Regions from separate parts of the Homo sapiens genome. Here region 2 is linked to region 1. Evidence: chromatin loops called from intact Hi-C (ENCODE). Cell type or tissue: PC-9. All regions are shown on one strand. Each heading gives the region's core, and the rest is flanking DNA. Links, peaks and the distances in the headings are about the cores only.

Region 1 (9,495 bases), core at 961-8,960:
ATCATGAGTGAACTCCCATTCTCAATTGCTACAAAGGAATAAAATACCTAGGAATCCAACTTACAAGGGATGTGAAGGACCTCTTCAAGGAGAACTACAAACCACTGCTCAAGGAAATAAAAGAGGACACAAACAAATGGAAGAACATTCCATGCTCATGGATAGGAAGAATCAATATCGTGAAAATGGCCATACTGCCCAAGGTAATTTACAGATTCAATGCCATCCCCATCAAGCTACCAATGACTTTCTTCACAGAGTTGGAAAAAACCACTTTAAAGTTCATATAGAACCAAAAAAGAGCCCGCATTGCCAAGACAATCCTAAACAAAAAGAACAAAGCTGGAGGCATCATGCTACCTGGCTTCAAACTATACTACAAGGCTACAGTAACCAAAACAGCATGGTACTGGTGCTAAAACAGAGATATAGACCAATGGAACAGAACAGAGGCCTCAGAAACAACACCACACATCTACAACCATCTGATCTTTGACAAACCTGACAAGAAATGGGGAAAGGATTCACTATTTAATAAATGGTGCTGGGAAAACTGGCTAGCCATATGTAGAAAGCTGAAACTGGATCCCTTCTTTACACCTTACACAAAAATTAATTCAAGATGGATTAAAGACTTAAATATTAGACCTAAAGCCATAAAAACCCTAGAAGAAAACCTAGGCAATACCATTCAGGACATAGGCATGGGCAAGGACTTCATGTCTAAAACACCAAAAGCAATGGCCACAGAAGCCAAAATTGACAAATGTGATCTAATTAAACTAAAGAGCTTCTGCACAGCAAAAGAGACTACCATCACAGTGAACAGGCAACCTACAGAATGGGAGAAAATTTTTGCAATCTACTCATCTGACAAAGGGTTAATATCCAGAATCTGCAAAGAACTCAAACAAATTTACAAGAAAAACACAAACAACCCCATCAAAAAGTGGGTGAAGGATATGAACAGACACTTCTCAAAAGAAGACATTTATGCAGCCAACAGACACATGAAAAAATGTTCATCATCACTGGCCATCAGAGAAATGCAAATCAAAACCACAATGAGATACCATCTCATACCAGTTAGAATGGCTATCATTAAAAAGTCAGGAAACAGCTGGTGCTGGAGAGGATGTGGAGAAATAGGAACACTTTTACACTGTTGGTGGGACTGTAAACTAGTTCAACCATTGTGGAAGACAGTGTGGCAATTCCTCAAGGATCTGGAACTAGAAATACCATTTGACCCAGCGATCCCATTACTGGGTATATATCCAAAGGATTATAAATCATGCTGCTATAAAGACACATGCACACGTATGTTTATTGTGGCACTATTCACAATAGCAAAGACTTGGAACCAACCCAAATGTCCATCAATGATAGACTGGATTAAGAAAATGTGGCACATATACACCATGGAATACTATGCAGCCATAAAAAAGGATGAGTTCATGTCCTTTGTAGGGACATGGATGAAGCTGGAAAGCATCATTCTCAGCAAACTATAGCAAGGACAAAAAACCAAACACCGCATATTCTCACTCACAGGTGGGAATTGAACAATGAGAACACTTGGACAAAGGAAGGGGAACATCACACACCGGGGCTTGTCGTGGGGTTGGGGGTGGGGAGAGGGATAGCATTAGGAGATATACCTAATGTAAATAACGAGTTAATGGGTGCAGCACATCAACATGGCACATGTATACATATGTAACAAATCTGCACGTTGTGCACATGTACCCTAGAACTTAAAGTATAATTAAAAAAATAAAAGAAAAAGTACTTAATTTCACTAGGAATCAGGGAAATGCACATTTAAACCACAGTGTGGTATCATTACAGATCCACTAGATTAGAAACAATAATTCTGGGCCGGGCGTGGTGGCTACAGCTGTAATCCCAGCACTTTGGGAGGCTGAGGTGGGCAGATCAGGAGGTCAGAAGATCGAGACAATCCTGGCTAACACGGTGAACCCCGTCTCTACTAAAAATACAAAAAAGTAGCCAGGCATGGTGGCAGGCACCTGTAGTCCCAGCTACTCGGGAGGCTGAGGCAGGAGAATGGCGTGAACCCGGGAGGTGGAGTTTGCAGTGAGCGGAGATTGCACCACTGCAGTCCAGCCTCGGCAACAGAGCGAGACTCCGTCTCAAAAAAAAAAAAAAAAAAAAAAAAAAAAGATACAATAATTCCGAAAATACCAAGTATAGGGGAAGGATGTATAACAAGAGAGATTCTTCTCATGCACTTCTTGAAGGAATGTAGATTGGTAAAACCACATTGAAAAGCAGTTTTGCTTTGCCTAGTAAAGTTGAAGATTCATATATGTTACATCAGTAATCCCACTCAGGTATTTTTAAGAGAAGCTTATGGGCATGTGCACCAGGATATACATACAAGAATGTTTATGGCAGCATTTGTGCATAATAGCACCAAACTAGAAACCAAACTTATGTCCACCAATAGTAGATTGAATAAATTGTTGAGTATGTACACAATGGATTATATTATACACACTATTTTTAAATAATAACTACAGATGGTCTCCAACTTATGATGGTTTAACTTATCATTTTTTGACTTTACAATGGGTATATCTGGGTATTAAATGCATTTTTGGCTTACAATATTTTTGACTTATGACAGGTTTATCAGGAGATAACCTCATGGTAAGTTGAGGAACATCTGTATTGATATTTGCTTGACTTTAACAGAAGAAAAAGAAAAAGTAAAACTGATGGAATTGCTGAAACTTCAGATAGACTTTTCTTTAAAACTAGAGATGTTAGGCCAGGAGTGGTGGCTCATGTCTGTAATCCCAGCACTTTGGGAAGCTGAGGTGGGCAGATCACGAGGTCAAGAGATTGAGACCATCCTGGCCAACATGGTGAAAACCTGTCTCCACTAAAAATACAAAAATTAGCTGGTCGTGATGGCGCATGCCTGTAGTCCCAGCTACTTGGGAGGCTGAGGCAGGAGAATTGCTTGAACCTGGGAAGTGGAGGTTGCAGTGAGCTGAGATCGCACCACTGCAGTCCAGCCTGGCAACAGAGTGAGACTCCATCTCAAAAAAAAAAAAAAAAAAAAATCTAGAGATGTTAGTTCTCAAAAGAGCTCTTTGGAGGTAATATTATGAAAAGTAAACAGAACTGCATTTTCCTCTACTTTTTTAGGAGCATCAGTTTAATAAATAATAGTACATATAAAATCATAATGCTATAGTCTTTATGGAATGTTCTTATGTGTGTGCATGTGTGTGTTCTTACTTAAGTACAAGTTTAAACCTCAGACAGTATTTATTGATTTCTTATTTTCTGTCCACTCAGAAAGTCATGGTGGACATGGATTGTTTTAAATTCATGTTTAATTGATCTTGAATTTTCTGGCATAACCCTGGTATCAGAGATACAAGTGGTCTAAGACTACTCTGTGGGCCTGTTTTGTCAACTTATCTGTCATATAATGGAGGGGATGTTTTCTCTAGATACCCCGCTGAGCTGCTGACAATTCAAAGTTCCCTTTGGAGGTCTTGGGGACCAGAGGCTGGTCTCATTGGCCAGTTACATGTGGCAGAGGGAACGAGGGGCCCTCCTTGGAGGCAATAGGACACCCTTTAGGTTGGAGACAATACTTAAAGCCATGCTATGGGACCAAGATCCAAGAACCTGGTTAGGGTTTGAAACCTGCCAAATCTGAAAGTTCCAAAGGCAGACACCAAATTTAGGGTATGAGATCCAGAGTTTGGGGCCTGGAAAATCAAAGCTTTTGTGAATTGTGAACTGTAAAACAGAAAAGAGGGACTTGGAGAAGGTCCTGAGTAATTACTGCTCACAGAACTTAAAGCATTCACAATCTGCCATGACATGCTATTTAGGGACCAGCAAGAAAGCAAGGCACAGGTGGTTCTGCAGTAGTAAAAGCTTGAGGTGGATCACTAGTAAGCATGCTAACTGCCATGTAATGTAAGGAAATCTCCATTTTTATAGACAAAGTATTCCATAGCCTGCCAGTAGGAAAGCTCCTTTGACCCCTCACTGAGCGGTCACTCAGGTCTTCAGGATGTCTTTCTGCACACATTTCTTTCCAAGAGTTAGTGGAGTGAGGCTTCTGGGTTTATACTGGTGTCTTACAGTTGCAGTGTTTCTCAGCACTTGCCATCTACTGGCTTAAGGGACAGCAATTCTGAATGCCCCCTAGGACCTCTTTTTACAGCTTAGACTGGGCAATAAACTCAAAGAAAAAACTCACAGTAAAAATAGTTCACTTGTCCCCTTCTCTAACCCACATATGGAGACAAAACAAATTTCTCATAATATACCAACACTTTTAAAAGTGGAAGCCTAATGATTTGAATTCCAGTGGGTAAGGAAGGAAGCAATGTTTTTATGTCCTCTCCACCTTGGAACAGGGTGGGCTATTTCTCCATTTATGTGGGCTGGCAGCAGATGGGGAGGTAAGGGCTTCTCATGATCCACAGCACCACAGTGCCAGCCCCCTGTCAAGCCTATATCAAGAAGAGGTGTGCAGGAGAAAGCTGAGTGTTAGGATTTCACCTGGGCAGAAGAATCGGGGGTGCCAGTTGCAGATTCCCGAAAGAGTGACTGTGACTTGTTGTGGTCCTTTTCCTGTTCCTGGAGTCAGAAAAAAGGGACCAGCTGCTTACTGATCCATCTTCTTTGAAATGAAGTGGAGATTAATTCCTAATTGTTCCACTTCTCATACCTACACATCACAAGTGTAGGTTCACTCCTGATCATTTCTGTGTGTTTTGTATTGTACTGTATTGTATTGTACTGTATTGTAGACAGGGTCTTTCTCTGTTGCCCACGCTGGAGTGCAGTGCTGACCATTTCTTTATCTTTTCAAGGCAGCCCTGATCCCACAGATAGTCCTTCATCCCTTCTTCACTAACAGCCCCTCAGTACTGGATTCATACTCTCTTTAAGTCCCAGCCGTTTGAGGTTTCAAAGTTTGCTACACTGCCCTCTGCTGGTCTGAACTCGGATTTACCCTAAAATGGGGGGCTCCCATTGCCAAGTACTTGAAGTTCACCCTAGATAAACGGCTTCATCAATCTCTATAGCACTTGATTTCCTTTCCTTATCTGGTGAAGTTTCCTATTCATATAGAACTTAGAGATGCTTAGGCTCTTGGACAGTTTCTGCAAATGTAGCATGAGGCTCTTGGAAAGGGAGACTTCTCTGCTTAAGGTTACTCCCTGGCTCCTGGCTTAATCTTTTCAGTGACATTTAATTCTACGGCCAATATCTGATGTTTACTCTTGTTTCTAAGCCATGGATCCTTTCTTGGTCCTCGAGTACGTTAGCCAATATGTCACCCAGATCCTTAAAAAGAGTTAGGAAACCATTCCCTGAGGTACCCTAGAAGTCTGCAGTGATACCAGTTGCTTCCAGTCTATTCTGATGAATACTGTTCCTATGAAATCACTGGTGCATACCACCTACAACTGCCAAGATCACTCATCCTGTGTGTTTAACCCAGGACTGTCTGCTTCCAGTCTGCTTTAGAAATCACGTACAAATATTTTTAAAAATATTATCTACTAATAAGGCAATCTCTCATCACAGTACAGTACAAACACAAGGTGTGTTATTAAGGATTTATCTGGCACCACAAAATTTGCCATAAAACTTCAAAGTCTTAAGAATAGGATTATCTAAAAAGCTCAACATCACTGATCATTAGAGAAATGCAAATCCAAACCACAATGAGATATGATTTCATGCCAGTCAGAATGGTGATCATTAAAAAGTCAAGAAACAACAGATGCTGGTGAGGCTGCAGAGAGATAGGAACACTTTTTTCTGTTGGTGGGAGTGTAAATTAGTTCAACCATTGTGGAAGATGGTGTGGCAATTCCTGAAAGATCTAGAACCAGAAATACCATTTGACCCAGCAATCCCATTACTGGATATATACCCAAAGGAATATAAGTCATTCTATTATAAAAATACATGCATGTGTATGTTCATTGCAGCACTATTCACAATAACAAAGACATGGAATCAACCCAAATGCCCATCAATGATAGACTGGATAAAGAAAATGTGGTACATATACACCATGGAATACTGTGCAGCCATAAAAAGGAACAAGATCGTGTCCTTTGCAGGAACATTGATGGAGCTGGAAGACATTATCCTTAGCAAACTAACACAGGAACAGAAAGACCAAACACTGCATGTTCTCACTTATAAATAGGAGCTGAACAATGTGAACACATAGACACAGGGAGGGAAACAACACACACTGGGGCCTGCCTGGCAGGGTGGAGGGCATGGATGGAGGGAGAGCATCAGGAAGAATAGTTAATGCATGCTGGGCTTAATACCTAGGTGATGGGTTGATAGGTCTAGCAAATCATAAGGGCGCATGTTTACCTATGTAACAAACCTGCACATCCTGCGTGTGTACCCCAGAACCTAAAATAAAATAAAATAAAAAACGTAAAAAAAAGAATTTTCTTTGCCCTCTATTCCTTTTTTACCTTTCTTGACTTACCTCTTCAGAATCTATTCTCTTAGAACATTTGGTTTTGTGTGTTTGTGGCTGTATACCTACATACCTTTCCATCATTGCCATTAGCTTCTTTCCAACAAGCTTTCACAAGTCTAAGAATTCTTGATTAGATTTTTTTTTTATTTTGCTGGCCTACAGGATTTGACATCCCACTAAAATCTTCTATCCTTCAGATGAACACTTTAGCCCCCAATTCTAAACTTGACTGGATGTTACTCTGTTTGCCTAAAATATTTCTGATTTATTCATATCAGTTTTAAGGCACGTCCATTTCTTATATGTATTTAATTGTTTTATTTAAATTGATCTTTCTGGGTTTTTCTAATTATCACTTATAAGAAAAATCATGCTTCTTATGCATATGGAAGTACATGTTGGAAAATGGATAAAAGAGCCATTTTAAGGATAAAATGCAAATAGTGCATCAGGCCTCAAAATTTCACTTTGAGTTTTCCCTTTAATAACAAAATATGGCCAGGCATGGCCTATAATCCTAGCCTTTGGGGAGGCTGAGATGGGAGGATCACTTGGGCCCAGGAGTTCAAGACCAGCCTGGGCAACATAGGGAGACCCTGTCTCTATAAAAATTTTTAAAAAATTAGCCTAGCATGGTGGTATGTGCCTGTGGTCCCAGCTACTCAGGAGGCTGAGGTGGGAGAATCACTTGAGCCTGGGAGGTTGAGGCGCAGGTGACAGAGCAAGACCCTGTCTCAAGAACCAACTGACCAAACAAACAAAAATATAAGTCTTTCTCAAAAAAGGTAGTCACTTAACAGATATATATGGGTAACACCTATACACAGGACACTGAATTAAACATGGAATTATAAAAAGATGAACATATGTTGACTTGTGCTCAAACATGATCTCAGATTACTATATTAGGATTTCGATGGCCACTTCAGGAGCAAGTCTTTCATTTAATAAATATTTATTGAGTGCTTACCACATTCCAGGTACCATGCTAGAAGCTAGAGATTTATGGAGCCTGGATTTGGGAGGTAACTCTAATCTAGTGCAGTTGGATCTATAGGACAGGATGCTGTGGGAGCACAGATGTCATCTAACTTCGTCTTGGAGGGATAGAGAAGGGTGACCCAAGGTAGTAATGTCTAAATTGAATTTGAGAAATGAGTAAGAAGTAACGAGGTACAGATCAGAAGTAGCGGGGGTGAGCAGCTAGGTGCAGAGTTTAAGGGAGCACCCTATGGAAATGCTGAGGGCTGTGTACAAGGGATGTATGTGAAGGAGTGTGAGAGTTTGGTATGGATGGAGCCTGCATTAGTCTGTTCTCACGGTGCTAATAAAGACATACCCAAAAACTGGGTAATTTATATAGGGAAGAGGTTTAATTGACTCACAGTTCAGTATGGCTGGGGAGGCCTCAGGAAACTTACAATCATGACAGAAGGGGAAGCAAACACATTCTTCTTCTCATGGTGGCAGGAAGAAGTGCAGAGCAAAAGGGGAAAAAACCCATATAAAACCATCAGATCTTGTGAGAACTCACACACTATCACAAGAACAGCAGCATGGGGGTATGCGCCCCCATGATTTAATTATCTCCCTCTGGGTCCCTCCCACCACACATAGGGATTATGGGAACTACAATTCAAGATGAGATTTGGGAGGGGACACAGCCAAACCATATCAGAGCCTACAGAGCAATGTAGGAGTCAGGAGAGATGAAGCTGGAGAGGAAAATTGGTCAAATCATGCAAGTCTCCTATATTCATTGATGATAGGGAACTAGGAGAGATATGCACTGGCTTTATAGTAAATGGCTCCTATAGTGTGTGAGTCAGATAATGTCACAGGCATGATACAAATTATAAGCAGGGTAGGCCTTGCTGCTGCAACAAAGATCTACAAATTCAATGACTTAGAGAACAGAAAGTTTATTTCTTTCTCACTTCATAGGACTGAGTGGTTTCAAGTCAGCAGCTAGAAATGGGAAGAGGAGAAGGTGGGCTCTGCTTTTTGCAGAGACCCCGGCTGACTGCAGCTGTGCTATCTTTAACCCATTGTTTCTAGCATCACCACCCCAGGAAACTAGAAAGAGAAACGGGATTGTAAGTAAGTGGCTTTTATGGGCCAGGTCTGAAAGTAGCACGTACTGCTTCTGTCACATTCCATTAGTCAGAAACCGGTCACATGGTTACACCATATTGCAAAGTACCCTGGAAAATGGAGCCCAGTTTTGTGCTCAGGAAGAAGAGAAAATGGATTTTGGGGAATAGTGTCTGCCACAGTGCTGGAGGGAAGAGCTGGTGGGCTATGAATCAGAACCATTGCTCACTCCTTCTAAGAGCCCTTTCTCTAGTTGCCTCTGCTTATCTCGTAGTCCTGGTCTTCTTTCAATTCCATTTCCCTTATGCAAATACATACAGGGCCTCTTGGATTATTTATCTCAACCCTAGCTACTTGTCATTCCTCAACTAAGATTCATGTTTGATCAATCTCCTCTGACTCTCAGCACAACAGGCTGTTTGCTTGCCCAGCTCAGCCTGTTTTAAGGAGAGAGTCCGACCTTGCTGGTCAGTTGGGGAAGCCAGAAATGCTGGTTGGTAGGTGGCACTCAGCAAGACACTCATTCCAAAGCAACACACACGTAATGAATGCAAGGATTCAGTCACGCTCAGGAGAACACAACAACACTGGCTCCCTTGACCTATTTCCTCAAGACTAAACTTTCAAAAGAGTAACCACACCCAGGCTGACCAGGGAATTGTTAAAAACAGGGATGTCAGCATGCTCTGATCTGACTGCCAACAAAAATATTTCCTTTGTGTTGATGCTTTCTTCATACTGCACTCAGGAAGGGCAAAGAAGTTTGACCTGTCTGGGTTGGAGAGCCCGGTGAACCACTCTCCCCAGGGTTTCTCTCTGGGAGTTACAGAAAGAGGCCTGCATGTTGTTTCTTTCTAATGGGAGTTGAGGCTACCACT
Region 2 (9,495 bases), core at 1,057-9,056, 110 kb before region 1:
AAAAGAGTAAATAAAGTTTTATTTTATTTCTGAATATATTTCAAGTGGGGGTTCAAGCTGCCACATGGTGACCAACACTAAGACTTAAATAAAAATCTAAGTGTGTGTCTATACAGGCACACCTCATAGATACTGTAGCTCAGGTCCAGGCCACTATAATAGAGCAAGTATCAAAAAAGAAGAAAGTCACACCCACTTCTGGTTTCCCAGTACATATAAAAGCTGTTTACACTAGTGTACAAAGCAATAGCATTATGTCTTAAAAAAAAGTACCTACCTTAATTTAAAAACACTTTATTGCTATAAAATGCTAATGATCATCTGGGTCTTCAGTGAGTTGTAATCTTTTTTCTGGTGGAGGGGTATCTTGCCTCAATGTTGATGACTGCTGATGATTGGGATGGTGGTTGCTGAAGGATGGGGTTGCTGTGGCAATTTCTTAAAACAACAATGAAGTTTGCCCACTGGTTGACTCCTCCTTTCATGAAAGACTTCTGTAACATGCAATGCTGTTTGATAGCATTTTGCTCACAGTAGAATTTCTTTCAAAACTGGTGTGAAGCCTCTCAAGCCCTGCCACTGATTTATCAACAAAGTTTATGGAATATTCTAAATTCTTTGTTGTCATTTCAACAATGTTCACAGCATCTCCAGCAGGAATAGATTCCATCTCAAGAAACCAATTTCTTTGCTCATTCACAAGAAGGCAACTCCTCATCCATTCAAATTTGGTCATTAGATTGCAGCAATTCAGTCACATCTTCAGACTCTACTTCTAATTCTAGATCTCTTGCTATTTCCACATCTGCAGTGACTTCCCCCATAGAGGTCCTGAATCCCTCAAAGTCATTCCTGAAGGGTGGAATCAACCTCTTCCAAACTCATGTTAATGTTGATATTTTGACCTCCTCCCATGAATCATAAATGTTCCTCATGGCATCTAGAATGGTGAATCCTGTCCAGAAGGGTTTCAATTTACTCTGCCCAGATCCATCCATTTGTAAGGCAACTACAGCCTTACAAATGTAGTCAAAATTACTCCTTCATCCATGGGCTGCAGAATGGATATTGTGTTAGCAGGTATAAACACAACATTCATCTCTTTGTACAGCTCCATCAGAGCTCTTGGGTGACTAGGTGCATTGTCAATGAGCAGTAAATATTTGGAAAGGAATTGTTCTAAGCAGTAGGTCTCAACAGTGTGCTTAACAGATTCAGTAAACCACTGTAAGCAGATGTGCTGTCATCCAGGCCATTTCTAGAGCACACGCAGAGTGAATTTAGCACAATTCTTTTTTTGTTTGTTTTTTCGTTTCTGTTGAAGAGACAAAGTCTTGCTCTGTCGCCCAGGCTGGAGTGCACTGGTGCAATCATGGCTCACTGAAGCCTTGAACCCCTGAGCTCAAGTGATCCTCCTGTCTCAGCCTCTTGAGAAGCTAGAACTACAGGCACATGCCACCATGCTTGGCTAATTTTTAAATTTTTTGTAGATAAATTTTGTATGGGATTGCACCACATTGCCAGGCTCATCTTGAGCTCCTGGCCCGAGAGTTCCTACTGCCTTGGTCTCCTAAAGCATTGGGATGACAGGCATGAGTCACTGTGCCCAGCTAATTTAGCACAATTCTTAAGGGCCCTAGGATTTTAAGAATGGTAAATGTGCACTAGCTTCAACTTAAAATCACCAGCTGCATTAGCCCCTAATAGAATCAACCTGTCCTTTGGAACTTTGGAACTTTGAAACTTTGGAACTTTGAAGCCAGGCAGACTTCTCTTTAGCTATGAAAGTCCTAGATGACATCTTCTTCCAACAGAAGGCTGTTCTGCCTATATTGAAAATGTTTTAGTACAGCCACCTTCATCAATTATTTTAGCTAGATCTTCAGGATAACTTGCTGCAGCTTCTACATCAGCACTTGCTGCTTCACCTTGAACTTTTATGTTGTGCAGATGGCTTCGTTCCTTAAACTTCATGAACCAACCTCTGCTAGCTCCCTAATGTTCTGCAGCTTTCTCATGTCTTTTAGTCTTCACAGAACTGAAGAAAGTTAGGGCTTTGCTATGGATTAGGCCTTGGCTTAAGGGAAGGTTGCAGCTGGTTTCATCTTCTATCCAGACCACTCAAACTTTCTCCATATCAGCAATAAGGCTGTTTTGCTTTCTTACCATTCATGTGTTCACTGGCATAGCACTTTTTATTTCTTTCAAGAACTTTTCCTTTGCATTCACAAGTTGGCTGTTTGGTGCAAGAGGCACCTATAGCTTTTGGCTTATTTTGGCTTTTGACATACCTTCCTCACTAAGCATAATAATTTCTAGCTTTTGATTTAAAGTGAGAGATGTGCATGTTTTCCTTGCATTTGAACATTTGGAGGCCACTGTAGGGTTATTATTTGGCCTAATTTTAACAGTGTTATGTCTCAGGGAATAGGGCGGTCTGACGAGAGGGAGAGAGATGAGGGTATAGCTGACGGATGGAGCAGTCAGAACACACACAGCATTTTTCAGTTAAGTTCACCACCTTCTATGAGCGCATTTGTGATGCCCCAGAACAATGACGATCGTCACATCAAAGCTCACTGTGATGTAATAATGAAAAAGCTTGAAACATTGTGAGAATTATCAAAATGTGACAGACACGAACTGAGCACATGCTGTTGGGAAAATGGTGGTAACAGACTTGTTCAACACAAGGTTGCTTCAAACCTTCAGTTTTTAAAAAACGAGGAATCTGCAAAGTACAATACAATAAAGCAAAATAAAACGAGTTATGCCTGTATGACATAAATAAACTAATGGAAAAGGCAGTAAAATCTCCATTAATATGTAACAAGGAGACTAGAAGTGAACATTAACATTCATTATAAAATATTTAGTATTTAAAACTATTTATAAAACAAGTCATTAAATAAATCATATTTACAAATCATAAAAATATAAATTTGTGGTCCCTCATTGTCTTCCCTTTTACACTGAGTATTGTTATCTAATAGGTTCTGTAAGGATCTACAAAGTAATCACAAGATACTTACATGGTGTAGAAACTATAGTTTTTAGAGGTAAGAAAGCTTAGGGATTTAGAGGCCATTTAGTCTAATTAATTTTTTTTTTTTTTTTTAGAGATAGGGTCTTGCTGGAGTGCAGTGGCACAATCATAGTTCACTGTAACCTTGAACTCCTGGGCTCAAATGATCATCCTGCCTCAGCCTCCTGAGTGGCTAGTACTACAGTTGTATACCACCGTGCCTGGCTAATTAAAAAAAAATATATATATTTTTTTGTAGAAATGGAGTCTTGCTATGTTACCCAGGCTGGTCTTGGACTTTTGGTCTCAAGTGATCTCCCTGCACCAGCCTCTCAAAGTGCTGGGATTCCAGCTATAAGGCACTGTGCCTGGCTAACATGTTTATTTAAGAGGTGAAAAAAAAATCCTGAGCTATAGCGAGAATAACTTATCTTGATAACAAAATGTGCAGGATTAGCATAGATCTGGAGTTGTAAGTTCTAGTCTTGGCTCTGTCAACTGTTAACAGTGTAACCTCTGTTAATACACTTACACTGACTGAATTTTAGTTTCCTTGTCTGTAAAATAAGAGGGCTCCATTAGATGAACTCTAATGTACGTGCAATTGGAAGGCATATAACTTGTCCTGAGGCCAGAATCATATTAGTGGAAAAACATACCACCTAGGAAAAAGCAAAGGAGGCAGCTATGAAATTAGGGACCTGATTACCTTTCTGTAGGTGGGTTCGTGCCATGCTTCCATTCCAAACACCAGGCCCAAGGATGGACTGTGTCCACATCCTGCTCAGGGACTGTGAAGGAGGGCAGTTGGGAGTTGGTCACCCCAGGCAAGATGCTGACTTAGCAGAGAATCAAACACCTGGAGAGCCATCTGGACACTAGCTTACACAGCTTCCTCACCGTGCCAGGCAATCCCTCAGAGTCCATCCTAATGCCCAAATATTCCCATACGCTTGCATCACGCTTCATGTTCTAGAAACAGTATTAAATTTCTTTCTCCAAGGGAGGAGTGCCTCCTTAACAGGTGCTTCTGTCTTTGTAGTATGTGATTTCTGCTGTCAACAATTACAGTATCTGAAAATTCTATTTTTTAGGAGCCTTCATTTTTCCAATCCTGATCCTGAGATTTAGGTACCTGGCCACCAGGTGGCATTTGGGTGCCCTGATCTCAGGGTCTACACCAAAAAGCTCTTGCCAAAGGCCTTTTTTTGCCTTGTGTGGCAGACTGCTAGTTGTCCCGCAATATCTATCTATTCCTCCTGTTTCCTTGATAAAAAGGCCCTAATTTTTAGCTAGTCACATTTTTTTTTTCTGGGAATAAAACTACATCTCAAAACCTCTTTGCAACCGAGTGTGAGTATGTTTTCACCAATAAGACATAAGCAGATAGAGGATGCAAGTCACTTCCTAACAAACATCTTTATAAGCCAGCTGACACATACCCATTCACCATATCATAGGTTATGTAGTCTCAGGTTGCTGCAGAGTAATGTCCTCTTTTAGACATGGTAGAGAATTTATGTACAGTGGAGCAGAGACTGCAGCAACTACAGACTTCAGCCACATAACTTACTTCTCTATTATAAGACAGCAAGAAAACAGACTTATCTTCCAGAGTCACACAGCTGGTATCCAGAGAAGGAGAAAGGGATACAAGTATGTACACTCTGAATATGAACACTACGCTCTCAAGCTAGAATGCCTGCATGATGGGGGAAATTCTAAAGTAAAATATGTTGCCATGAAGCGTAATATCAGAAATAACACAAATGCTCAGGCAATAAATCAGCAAGAACCGATACCAATTCAAGCAGTTTCCTAACCATATGAAAATAGAGTGACCCCTCAGAAAGTTTCTTTTTGAAAATGCTGCCCCATTCACTCTTCACTAAAACGTTCTGAAAATTTCTGACCTATACCCAATCACACGAACACGCTGCTATGGGAAGACACTGCCACTCGTTCACTAGTCAGCTCACCAAGGATGTGGATGAGTCAACACTCAAAAGCTGCATGTGTCATGAACTTGGCGCAGAAGTTAATGAGTATTGAAACACGAATTAATGTTCTGAAAATATGTTCTTTGAATGGCAAAGCCTATATGCTAGCAAGCACAAATCAGCTATCACTAAGATTAGAAAAATCTGAATTAAAGGGAAAAAAAATCCCACTCCCTCCACCCCAAGGCATGTTGGTAAAGCCAAAGATTCTTCTTACTTTAGCATTTTGGCTCGGCTGCAAAGCAAACCGCCTTAGGGATGTTACTGATGTTTCATATGTACTATAGCAGGTAATCCCCAGAAAAGCCAAATTCCTATTAAGTATAAGAGAACAACAGTAAAGATAATAAAATCAATGTTAACTACTTATAAAATCTTTATTATTTTTCCTTTGTATTAAGTTTGCTCCCCTTCTTAAAATATGAGTACTTGGATTCTCTTAATTTATACTGACTTTTATAAAATGTAGATGCTTGTTAATGGAGTTGATTCAGGGTATAGACTCAGTTAAGTGTTCTTTTCAGGTCTATAAATTTTGTCTTTCATTTTGCAAGAAGAAAAGCCAATCTCTAGCTGGCTGAACAATGATGAAACACTGAGGAATCAAAGTGTATTTTTGCTACATTAAATTCCTTTGTGACACCACATTCAACCACAGTACACTATTCCATCAACTGAGAAGTGCCCCAGGCAACCATCGCACAGGGTACTGAGAGTAGGATTATTATTTTCTTGAATTTACTGTAACAAAAAAGCAGAAGCAGTCTTTGAACAAAGGGCAGTGGTAAAATTGTTCAGGAATCTCAGTGGGGAACTGGGCATTAAAAAACACCCATTCCCTCAAAGCCCTGCCCAACTTCCATCCCTCCTGTGAAGGCTTCCTCCTTTACCCAAGCCAGGATGGCCTCTGACCACCACAGCACTGACCGAAGCCTGTGCCTTTCCCCTGACCACTGTGATAACATCCTTGGGTTCTTCAATCTTTTCACATCTGTATGTTTCAACTTTCTAGTCAGGGGCAGTGCTTATGTCTGGAATTTCTTTGTATTCAAACAGTACCTGGCGTTGCATATCATACTATGAATATTTATTGATAGGCAACATTTAACTATCATTTCCCTATTACTTCACTTTGTTTAAAATGAAACATATTGCTGACTGTAAATGTAGACAGATTTTTCAGGTAAATTCACTTACCACCAAATCTGTTTTACAAATATAATTTCTATGTTCAATATTTCAACTTCTTTTTAAAAGACAATGGCACACAAATTTTAATCAATATTACGTGGTTGTATCATTCACAATAAAAAGCAGGAAAAAGATGAATCAATTGCAGATTTGATAAACCTATCTAAAACTGAATTCTTATCTGTGTTCCAGATTGGAAGATAAACTGACAGTGTTTCTAGGATCAGATTTTCAAAACTGTATTTCTGGTACAGATCAATTTTCTACCCACAGCTATAATCAGGAATGGATGAAGGCTGTGTAGAGAGCAGCTCTGTTTTGTGTCTGTCTGTAAAATATGACACCAGATCCCTCACCTTCCCAGTCGAGATGCTCAGGGTCTTAAGGGAATATATTAACAGATCACACAAAGAGGAGCACTCTGTGGCTCATTTAGCCATGTTTCTTTGGCCCTTCTCCTTCTCCTTGGCTGGTCTATTTTATCAGCTACACCACCAGGTAGGCAGTGCCATTAAAAGAGGTTCTTGGTCATAGTGTTGACTAACCATGCACAGTAATCTGTGCTGCAGTATTCACATCAAAATGATAATATGCCTCACGGAATGAACAAAGAAATGAAACATAGCCTGGGAGATAAGATACTCTTTTCAAGTCACCTATGAGGTAAATACAAACCCCAGGGTCAAGTGGAATCAAAAGTAACATTATCCTAAAGTAATTGAAAATGAAAATAAAATGTAATAGAAGCAAAAATGTGGCTTCTATTACACACCTTTAGGATGCTTTCCATTCATCCACAAATCCCTCTCCAGAGTCTGCTTTTTACAATGGGAGGTCATTGTTGGCAACACTGCCAAGAGCCTAATCAAAATGTGAGAACATCTGTCACGCTCTCATTGCATGTCAAAGCTCTGCTGCACACATACACTTGAATCTAAACCACTGCACAACAGATTTTAAGCCATACAAGTCAATGATGTTGTGACATCATATTGTGCTTCAAAGGCACCTTTTACACAACGAAAGAATTCTATTTTAATAACAGTACTACGTGTATGAGGTATATAATCAGTAGATACAAATCTTCTATTGGCATTATACATACAGGCTATACCCTGTTTATGGGCAAAGTTGCATTTTCTAAATATGGAAATGAAGAGCAACGCATTAAGATCTGTACTATCCAGGTACTGTTTAAATATTTATCATGAGTCTTTTTATTCCTCCTATTACAGCAGTACAAATAAAAAACTGTAAGTATTTAAGAGGCTCAATGCCCGGAACTTTTGTTTGGGAAGTGGAGAGCCAGGTACAGGGAAATTCTGGGAGAGTTCCAGTGCCACAGGCACCTGGCAGCGCCGAAGCGCATGTTCTCCACGGTTTAACCTGGACATTCCAGGCTGCTATGTATGTGGCTGTTAGGTTTGTATTCCACAGAAGCACTTTCTTAGCTGCCATGTTTTATCTTTTCATTTGTAAATGAAAACAATATATATTAGGTGGTAACTAGCTTGTCATCTATAAAGAATATTACCATTATCAGAATAGGAAAAAAAAGCCATCTAATAGAGGAAACACCCCAATCATACTAAGCAGTAAGAGATATTTCCCTGGAAGAAGCGGCCTCCCTGGCAGTTGTCATTATTATAGGGGTCCTTCCCTTTCCCAGACTCCAAAGGCAATTATACACTTGGGTACTAAATGTCTGTGGGAAGTGGAAAAAAGGGGAAAACAGTATCTTTTTTTACACAGAGCTGAGCCCCCTCATAGACATGAGAAGATTAGGATCTCTCTCGTGCAACCCTACCCCGTCCTACCTAGGGCAGCTGAGAGTGTGCTCTTGAGAGCAGAGGAGAGAACACTTGCTGGGTGCTGCCTGGGTGTCCCTGACATTCCTGATAGGAGAGGCACACCTATCCTTGCTGGGGATACCCAGGCAAGGACCAGAACAAGGCCCTGAGAAAACCAAATGTCACAACTGATAGGGACACATTTTCTACAAATTAGAGGAAAAAAAAGAGCAAAGAATGCCAGACTAAAAGTGAACAGATGTTAGAAAATTGGTATAGGATGAGGGTGAATTTATGAACCATGAAAATACCAGACAGGGGCTACAGGCCCCTACAGGATCTCCCTCCAGGCAATGGCTCACCATGAAAACAAAATAAGCAGCAGCCAAATAAATAGGAAACTAAAAGTCTGTTACATTTATTTCTAACGTTGATTGAAAAAAATAGATTATATTCTATTGCCAGATCTTGAATATACCTTATCTCTTAATAATCCCACAGGAATCCTAAAAAACAGATACTATCAATCTCTACTTTACAGTTGAAAAAACTGTGGCAGAAAGGTTAAATGACTTGCCCCACGTGGATTTCAGGCCTGTCTGACAGAGCTTCTTGACCCTGTATGTCTTCTCGGCCCTGTATGTCTATCAAGAATGTTGTACTTTTAAATGCTATTTACATAGATGAAGATTCTGCAAACTTTTTCTTAAAGGCCATATATTAAATATTTCAGGCCTTCTGGGACATAGAGTTTCTGTTGCAACCACTCTAAGTGCCAAAGCAACCACAGGCAATATGTAAACAAATGGGCATGTGTTCTCCAATAAAACAGGAGGCCAGTTTGCCAACTGCTGATGTAGAACAGGGGCTGATAAATCATAGCTCTACACCAAATCCAGCCCACCACCTGTTTTAGTAAACAAAGCTTTATTCATGATCTAGATGTAGCCTATCATCTAGACCATTTCTAGACAATTGAAGGGTAATTCACCAAGCTATAATAATGCCCTAGTTTCACAGAAACATTGTGGGGAACATCCAGCGCTCTTTATTCTCATCTTCCTTCACAAACAATGTTCTGATTCCTAATCTGTGGCCTGTGTGGTCCAGCCCTCCAGGTGGGAGGGGCCTTGATAAACACCTGGTGCCCTATTGGTGACCTCTCATTGCAAAGGAACAGAGACATTCTTCGTCATCATCAATCAACCAGTGATTCAGTTTCTGGAAGACTCAGTACCCTTGGGGAGCTGAAAAAACAAAAAAGGAGATTCTTAACCTGAAAAGATGGTGGCCAAAGACGAAGCTTGTGGTGACATGACAATTAATTAATTTATTCATTCAAATGTTTTATTGAGTGTCTACTCTGTGTCATGCAGAAATGCACATGAACTTCAGACTAAAAACACTGACTCACAGCACTTAAGTCCATACTTTACATAGAGCAAATCCCCATGTTATTTACAACACCAAAAGACCTGAGCTAGAACAC

What was found. Peaks named below come from ENCODE experiments on the same cell type or tissue, not always from the same donor. Only the 100,000 strongest peaks of a DNase experiment are listed, where the experiment ranks them.
Region 2: a loop joins it to region 1, with 7 times the contacts of the local background. A loop is called at or near these places in 7 of 110 quality-filtered maps.

What each region holds. Positions count from the first base shown.
Region 1 is chr6:105,419,373-105,428,867 of GRCh38, forward strand. No RefSeq gene overlaps it. Among named protein-coding and RNA genes, the nearest start is that of PREP, 21 kb to the left of the region's middle. RefSeq lists an enhancer at 5,049-5,098. In PC-9, for the core only: CTCF peaks have their summits at 4,997 (motif pointing left) and 5,202; a DNase peak (open chromatin) is centred at 4,969; H3K4me3 peaks cover 648 bases; H3K27ac peaks cover 874 bases.
Region 2 is chr6:105,313,859-105,323,353 of GRCh38, forward strand. All of the region lies in intron 10 of PREP (prolyl endopeptidase), which reads right to left. Among named protein-coding and RNA genes, the nearest start is that of PREP-AS1, 40 kb to the left of the region's middle. In PC-9, for the core only: CTCF peaks have their summits at 4,189 (motif pointing right) and 4,388; a DNase peak (open chromatin) is centred at 4,193.